2 separate regions of the Homo sapiens genome follow, and region 1 is linked to region 2. Evidence: chromatin contacts called from ENCODE Hi-C data. All regions are on one chromosome and are shown on one strand. The core of a region is the stretch at or near the end of the contact, and the rest is flanking DNA. Distances in the headings are between cores, read along the strand shown.

What was found. A loop is a pair of places that touch in the nucleus more often than their neighbours do.
Region 1: a map of natural killer cell shows a loop between it and region 2 (5-fold over the local background). The contact joins the promoter of PIGV here to the promoter of ZNF683 in region 2. A Hi-C loop is called at or near these places in 1 of 168 maps with a recorded cell type or tissue (natural killer cell).

The regions. Positions count from the first base shown.
Region 1 is chr1:26,785,251-26,789,516 of GRCh38, forward strand. It overlaps PIGV (phosphatidylinositol glycan anchor biosynthesis class V), which reads left to right and starts at 2,700. Exons shown (of 4, transcript NM_017837.4): 1 at 2,700-3,018. RefSeq lists enhancers at 1,470-1,619, 2,140-2,579, 2,626-3,452, 3,140-3,339, 4,147-4,266 and a silencer at 2,630-2,839.
Region 2 is chr1:26,371,065-26,375,218 of GRCh38, forward strand. ZNF683 (zinc finger protein 683) reads right to left here and starts at 1,686. Exons shown (of 6, transcript NM_001114759.3): 1 at 1,605-1,686.

The DNA.
Region 1 (4,266 bases), core at 1,450-3,949, 420 kb after region 2:
AGGGAAAGAGGTAAATCTGTGAAAGATTAAAATAGTGTAGAGTGGGAGAACCAGCCTGGGAGGCTGGAGACCTGAATTCAAGTCCCATCGCTACCACTAGCTATGTGACTTCTTGCCAGTCACTTACCCTTTGTGATCCTTAGCTCCCTCATCCATAAAATATAGGTATAGGATTAAAGAAATTGATTTATTGACCAGATCTTTATTGAAGACACACAGTGTGCAAGGCACTGTTCTAACTGGAAATACATTGGTGAACAAAGCCCTTGCTCCTCCATTACACTCAGAAGCTTACATTCTAGAATAGGGAAACAGACATTGAAACAAGTAAAATTCATGGACAGGACAAGCAGATAGTGTTAAGTGCTATGAAGAAAACAGAGGCCGGGCGCAGTGGCTCACACCTGTAATCCCAGCATTTTGGGAGGCCAAGGTGGGTGGATCCTTTGAGCCTAGGAGTTCCAGACTAGCCTTGGCAATATAGTGAGACCTCATCTTTAAAAAAAAAAAAAAAAAAAAAAAAAAACAGAACAGACTGATGGGATAGTACAGGGAAAGCCTCTCTAAGGAGGTGACTTCTCTCCGGAGACCCAAACATAATGGGCTAGCCAAAGGGTGGTCTGGAAGTAGAGTGCTTCAAGCAGGGAAAATAGCAAGAGCAGAGCCAGGCAAGTTCAAAGAACAGAAATGATGTAACCCTCTTAAATCCTAAGCTTCTAGAATAGTAATGCATTGCTTGCATTGTTCTGGTTAGGGATTTGTATGTGATATTGTTTCTTGGTGATGTGGGATATGTGCTTCTTAATGGAAATGGCTGGGAAGTGTGGAGTCTTTCTGGAGCCTGGGATATGGCTCTTTCTCACTTGCTTTCCACAGTTCTGGTAGCTCAGCTGGCTCCCTGGGTAGATGCAGGCTCCATCTTAGCTGCAGACTCTACAAGAACACTGAGAGGCTGCCTCCGTCACTACTCAAAGCCTTGGAGTCCCAGAATCCCCTCCTATCCCACCTAGCCTTCTTCCAATCTGAAACCAGGGAGTCAGGGCTTTGAGAGCACAAGATTCAGCTTCCTTGTTTTCCTGTCAGAGCAGAAGTCAGAAAATGAAACAGGAAACAGAGCGGAAGAGGAGGGGGTTGGGTAGCAGAGAAGGAAAAGAGAAATTGCAGGAAAGTACAGCTGAAAATCTGGATAAAGTTCTACCTCTACAGGGTGACAGCTGAGCTTTTAAAAAACATTCTGACTTGTCTTGAGAGACCCCTGGCCTTTTTACAAATAGATTTTTGAGAGAATTTGATGTGGACAGAGGGAACCCTGAGAATGCATGTCTTTTTTCCCCTTGTGAATTTACAGAGCAAGGACAGTTCATTTCTCAGTTTTGTCTTTGCAGAGAGAGTGCTGCTTGGAGCCTCATGGTGGACTTCTAGAGATTCAAGTCACAGCCTTAGGCCCCAGTCACAAGTGTGTCCCCAGGCTTTGCCACGTTACTCACAGGCCTCTGGAGCTGAGAACAAGTGCGTGGCACTGAAAAACCTGGGGGAAGGGCCATGAAACTCCATTTTTTCCCCCTTCTCCAACACACAACGACTAAATATGATTTGCCTTTTCTCCACCTTGCACACAACAGATATCTGAAGGCAATTTAGGTCTCAGGGCCTGAAATGAGTTACAGAGTCAAGAGATACAGTCCCAGGCCCCCACAGACTGATGTGGGCTGGTCTTCGCCTGGAGAGGTAGCAACCATCTCTTTGTTCCCACCCACATGAGTAGCCGTTGCAGAAGATAAACCCCTCCCTGAGCCAGGCTGTGGCCAGAGGCTAACCCGGCCCCTGGCTTCGTTTGGAGGGCAGATAACTGAAACCACATAAGGCTTTGGAATCCTGAGAAACAAGAAATCCACCAACGGAGAAGGATTTATCATCTGTTTCCTTTAAGGAGGGTGCAAAGTTGTTCTAACAGTTTCCGTTACAAGGGTACAAACTGGCCGCTCCCCCCAATAGACGGTTTTGTTGAGTTCGCCTCTTTTTTTTTCTTCTTTTTTTGGCCCCACTTCCTATGAGAGAAACTGCTTGGGTGAGGGAGGTGAAAGGAGCCCTGGAGGGTGTTCTCTGAGGTTTTCTTCACCATCCTCATTAGCCACCTGAGGTGGGGCTGAGGACTAAAGTAGGACAGAAGGTCTCTGGTAGATAGAGGAGGGGAAAATCAGGGGGATCCCCCACTTTCTTCACACCCAGGACGCAGGGTGCCGCTGCCGGCCACAGAAACCCCAAGAATGTTTTTCTTTGGCTATTCAGAGGACATCTATTGTGTGTCAGGCCCTGTGCTGAGCTGTTGTTGCCTGACAGCAGGAAGAGCGCGGCTCTGGTTTCTGTGAAGAGGCTGCGGGTCAGCCTCCGACTACAAGAGCCTCGGCCCACACCGGGAACTCAGTGAACGTCAGCGGGAGCTGGGGCAAGAGCACTGACTCTGAGACAGCAGCCTCCGCTCACTATTTGAAGGCGGGGTGGCGGGGGGCCTTGAAGGAGAGCGAAGTGCGAGAGAACTCTTCAGGTGTCACCAAGGTGGGAAGGTGCTACGAGGCGAGGCGCCGAGCGGCGACCCCCATCCCGCTCGCCCGGAGTCAACATGGCCGCCGCGCAGGGAGGCGGGGCTGCTCCAAGTCCGGGCAGGAGCGGGGCGGGGACGCCGTCGGCGGAGCCAGCGCGCAGGCGCGGGCCGCGTGGGCCCCGGATGGAGGAGCTGAGGTTCGGTCCCCGCCGGGGAGGTCGGGACGGGCAGGGGCTGAGGACCCCGCGCCAGCTTGGGAGCCCTGGAGTTCTGGCGGGAGGGAAGCTGTCAAATGGAAGCCGGTAGAAATGAGACAGACGCCCGGAGAAGCGGGGAGCCCCGCCCCTCCGCCATAGCAGCCTCGGGCGCCGCCTCTTCCTTTCCAGCCTCCCGCCCTCGTCTGCTTCCGGCCCTGTGGCCTGGTGGGGCTCTGCAGGCTCCCTCGGGAGTGGTCCTTGGGCCGTGGCCCCTCTGGGGTGAGCGTGGATGATTAGTACCCAGAAGGGACTGTGTCCAAAAGGAGCCGGCCAGAAACGGGTTGCGGACACGGCTGGGCTGACAGAAGGCAGCCCCCACGAGGCCTTTGGCTCTGAGGACCCTGGGTCAGAGCGACTTCTCCAGCCTGCGCAGGGGGTGTTAGTCTTACCCAGAGGGTCCAGAGCTGCCGTTCAACAGGATGTCCCAGATTCTCAGATAGGGCCCAACTACCCTAAGCATACCTAGCAAGGGCAGGCTGCGGCATGGAAGTACTGGGCTAGGCGTTTGGGTGACCTGGGTCATAATCCTGGCTCGGAAAGGGCGCGTACCCTTTGGCGAGGGATGCGGGCTGGTACCGTGAGGTTTAAGAAGCAGAAAACATGACAGCCTCTTTAAGTAGCCCTGGGTACGTCACTTGACCCCAGTGAGCCTCAGTTTCCATATCCATAAAATGGCGATGGTAATTATACTAGCCTCACAGTGTCTGATGAGATCTCTGGAGCCTATTTATCTCACGGGAAAATTTTTGAAGAGTGAAACTAGTTGATCTGTAAGTGTCCTGCCAGTTAAGAGTCTGTGATTTGGCAAAGGGGTTGTTGGGAAGTGAGGTGGGCAATTAGCTGAGAGGGAGAATTGACTAGCTTTGTTTTTACTTGGTTTACCTGTAAGCAAAGTGTGGGCTACACACATCTGTAGTCGCTGAGGCTAGAGCTTGACTCGAGAGAGGAAAGGAAGAATGCAAGCATGGTCAAGTGGCAGAGGTGGGTTAGGTGCTTTTCTGATCCCAGCTTCTCTTCTGCATGCGCGTGGGAAGCCAAGGAAGAGGAAAAAAGAGTGAATTCGCCCTAGGATAGGGAAGGAGTAGCCGCGTGAGGTTGAGTATGCCCATTTCCGTGATTTCTCTCGATTCAGCGAGTCATACGTTGGAAACGTTTAGATTCACAAACTATCGTTACTGTCTGGGGCTTTCAGAAGCTTGCCTTTGAACCGAATTTTCGTGAGCCAACCGGTGTGGAATTGGGGGCCCCTCCCTTCCTCCAGGCCTCCTGGCGATGGAGTAAGCAGCAGGCGCCCCCTTGTGCCAAGGAAAGAGTACTGTTGCCATTGGCCAACTTGGCTCCCTTTCTGGGGAAATTTTATTTTCCTGTGGCTTCTGTGACTTTGTCGTCTTGCTCTTGACATGAGATATGATGGGAAGAATACTTGGGGCACTGATTTCATATCTAGAGTCAGTGAACTGCTGATGC
Region 2 (4,154 bases), core at 436-2,935:
CTGAGATGAAGATAGGCATTGATGATGACAGGGAGACAGTGATGGTGACAGGTAGGGACAGGAACAGGCAGAGACAAGAACAGGCAACATAGAAGGATATGGAATGAGACAGAGGACAGAGAAGGCAGCTGATCTCACAGAGATACAGCAAACACGTTTTCCTCCTCCAAGTCCCATCTCAGATCTCCTGACCCTGGAAAGTTCTATCCTCTAATCTAGAGGCCCCAAGAGGCAAAAGATAATTCAAGCACATGGCCAGGTGAAGTGGCTCACATCTGTAATCCCAGCACTTCAGGAGACCAAGGCAGACCCATCTCTTGAGCCCAGGAGTTTGAGATCAGCCTGGGCAACAAAGCAAGACCTCATCTCTACAAAAAATACAAAACTTAGCTGGGCATGGTGACTTGCACCTCTGGTCCCAGCTACTCAGGAGGCTGAGGCAGGAGGATCACTTGAGCCCAGGAATATAAGGCTGCAGTGAACTAGGATATTGCCACTGCACTCTAGCCTGGGTGACAGAGAAAGACCCTGTCTCTTTAAAAAAAAAAAAAATAGACATAGCAAAATGGGTGTAAGGCATGACTAGGCCAGGTGTGGTGGCTCACATCTGTAATCCCAGCACTTTGGGAGGCTGAGGTGGGCCAACTGCTTGAGCCCAGGAGTTCAAGACCAGCATGAGCAACATGGTGAAACACCATCTCTACAAAAAATACAAAAATTAGCCAGGCATGGTAGCGCATGCCTGTTGTTCCAGCTACTCAGGAGGCTGAGGTGGGAGGATCACTTGAGCCAGGGAGGTCGAGACTGCAGTGAGCTGAGATCATGCCACTGCACTCCAGCCTGGGTGACAGAGCGAGACCCTGTCTTAAAAAAAGTTAATAAATAAGGAAAAGACATGTCTAGATACAAAAAGGGAGACCTCATAGGCCAGAAAGTGGCTTTTTAGCCTGAGCAATGTCATTATTCTTGTGAGCATGAGAAGAGGCATCACCCCTGCGGCCTTACACAAATTCTGGTGTGCGTGAGTCTGGCCCAGGGTGCAAAAGCCCCAACCAGCCATCAATCTGCACCCCAGCCACGCCACCCTGGTGTCCCAGAATATACAGGGACATCTCAGGCTGTGCACCATGGGCTGGGGCATGTTCCTGGGGTTTCTCTGCCAGCTCAGCCCCTAGGGCTGTGACTCATCCTCCACATAACTGATCCCAACATGTTTGTGAGCATCTCAAGGACAGGGTCCTCTGTCTACTCATTTTGGTTTTCCATGTAGACATCTGTCAGGTTTTTTTGGACGCCCAGCCTCTGAAACTTTTCCCCTACATGAGTCTTGAGGGAGGCAAAAGGTACCTCCCATTATAAAAGCCGAAATGGCCAAATACTTAATTCCAACCTCCCTCACCAGCACTTCATGCAGGCATACATGGACTAGGTCGATCAGATGTCCCCACCCAGAAGGGGTGACCCGCACACCTTTGGCTTCCATCTGCCAGCTCTGCCCTCTCCTGGCATCACACTCTGCTCCCAACTCTCAGAACACCTTGCACAACTTCTCTGTTAGAAAAAAATAAAAACTACTTCCCCTCTATCCGCACTTCCCAACCTACTCTGGTGATCATGGGCTTTCCTTGGCTTGGGTCTCTGGTCTGGGTCAAGGCATCTGCTCAGGTTCCTCAGTTAGAAGACCATGGTCCTCCCTTTGTGCTACCTCCCCAGGGCATGTGGGACAAAGTGACATCACATTTAGGCCTGTGACATCACAGGGCATGGAGGCTGACAAGACAGATGATCTGGGAGACGAGAGCAAGGAAGGGCTTGGCAGGCAGAGGCTGCTCCATGTGGGAACCTGAGGGAGTCTGTCTTAGCCCACCTCCTGGGACATTTCCTTGCCAAGCCGAGTCTTGTGAGCATGAGAAGAGGCATAACCCCTGTGGCCTCACACAAATTCTGGTGTGCGTGAGTCTGGCCCAGGGTACAAAAGCCCCAAGCAGCCATTAATCTCCACTGCAGCCCAGTAGACTAGCAGATCAGAAGCTAGTGCCACTGGCTGAGCGCAGTGGCTCACGCCTGTAATCCCAGGACTTTGGGAGGCCGAGGCGGGCAGATCACTTGAGGTCAGGAGTTCAAGACCAGCCTGGCCAACATGGTGGGACCCCATCTCTACAAAAATACAAAAATTAGCCAAGTGTGGTGGCACGTGCCTGTATTTCCAGCTACTTGGGAGACTGAGGCAGGAGAATTGCTTGAACCCGGGAGGCGGAGGTTGCAGTGAGCTGAGATGGCTCTGCTACACTCCAGGCTGGGCAACAGAGTGAGGCTCCATCTCAAAATAAAATAAAATACAATAAAAAAAGCCACTGGTCCTGAGGTGGCAGGTCTGTGGAAACTCCTCTCTACAACAAAGGCTGTGGTACCACATCCGGCTTCCAGGGCAGTGAAGGAAAGAAGGGGGTTCAGGGGAGGCTGCAGAATCTGTGCAGGGCTGGTCCTGGGGTGTGATATTTGGCCATGGTCCTGTCTACTTCCAGCCTCCCTTGATCCATCCTATTCTCCAAGCCTTGCTCTCCAGCCTTCTCAGACCTCCTGCGAGCTTTTCTAACATCTTTTAAACAAATTCCTTCTGCTTAACTCCTCCTGAAATGGTTTTTGTAGCTTACAACTGATAATTCTGCATTATACATGCCCAGAATAGAAGATAAAGTAACAGGGTTCCAGCTGGAATTGTCCAAGGAACAGAGTAAATAGCCACCTTTACAAACAGCTTTCTTGCTGTGTCTGGCACTGTGCTAGGGGCTTCATAAACTTTATCTCATTTAGTCTTCACAATAAGCCTGTGTGGTGGATTTTATTATTAGCAGCTCATCCAGAGTCACACAACAAGTAGCCAAGAGCTCTTTAGTGGTAAACCTCAGACTCTGCCATCTCTTGGCCATGTCAGCTTCCCCCACTACGACAGCCACCCCCTCATTTCTTTCTTTCTTGCTCTCTCTTCCCACATGCTGTTCCCAGTCCTTCCCCCAACTCCTCAGTGGCCCCCTCAGTATCCTTCAGCGTAATGGAGGGGCTTAGTTCACCAAAACTCTACTCCCTAAAAGGAAGAGCCCTCTCAGACCCCCAGGCCACAAGCCCGCCTCCCCTGCTGTCTTGCTGGGAATCACAGGGAAGTGAGGGGCACCGAGTGAAGTTTCCTCCCCTCCAAGGCACTTCCCCACACACCTTTGGCTTCCATCTGCCAGCTGTGCTCCCTCCTGGCATCACACTCTGCTCCCAGCTCTCAGAACACTTTGCACAACCTCTCTGTTAGAAAAAAATAAAAAAGGAAATGGCCTTGGAGATTTCCAGGTCTCCAATCCTGAAAGCTCCCTGGCTTGGCTAGGAAATGCCCCAGGAGGTGGGCTGAGGACAGACTCCCTCAGGTTCCCACGTGGAGAAGCCTCTGCCTGCCAAGCCCTTCCTTGCTGTCATCTCCCAGATCATCTGTCTTGTGTCATCCATGCCCTGTGATGTCACAGGCCTAAATGTGATGTCACTTTGTCCCACATGCCCTGGGGAGGTAGCACAGAGGGAGGACCATGGTCTTCTAACTGAGGAACCTGAGCAGATGCCTTGACCCAGACCAGAGACCCAAGCCAAGGAAAGCCCATGATCACCAGAGTGGGTTTGGGAAGTGCGGACAGAGGGGGAGTAGGGAGCTGACTCCAGGTGCAAGGGGCACATTCGGGAGGCCTCTGAAGAGGAGGTGCCTCCACATTAGGGGACAAGAGCTGGAGGGGCTGGGTCCTTGGGCTCCCGGTGCTCACTGCACACTTTCTTCTTCCTTTCGTTAGTTGCAAAATAATACATACTAGTGGTAAACATTTCAAACAACAGAAAATGTAAAAACGAAAAATGGAAGCTCCTCCTCCTTCGCAATTTCCCAGTGGTCAATGTGAATTGTTTAGTGTTTACCCTTCCAGACATTTTTCTATGAACCAACAAACAGGTAAATTGATTTTTTTAATTGCTTTTTTTTTTCCTAAGGAATGAAGTGACTTATTGAAAATGAAAGTACACTCTGCAGTGTGGGAGCAGGCCTGAGCATAGGGGCTCAAAGGCCCCATTACAGAGTTTTTGAGAGTTTAAATACCTTCTGCTTGTGGTACGCCCTATGTAAATGA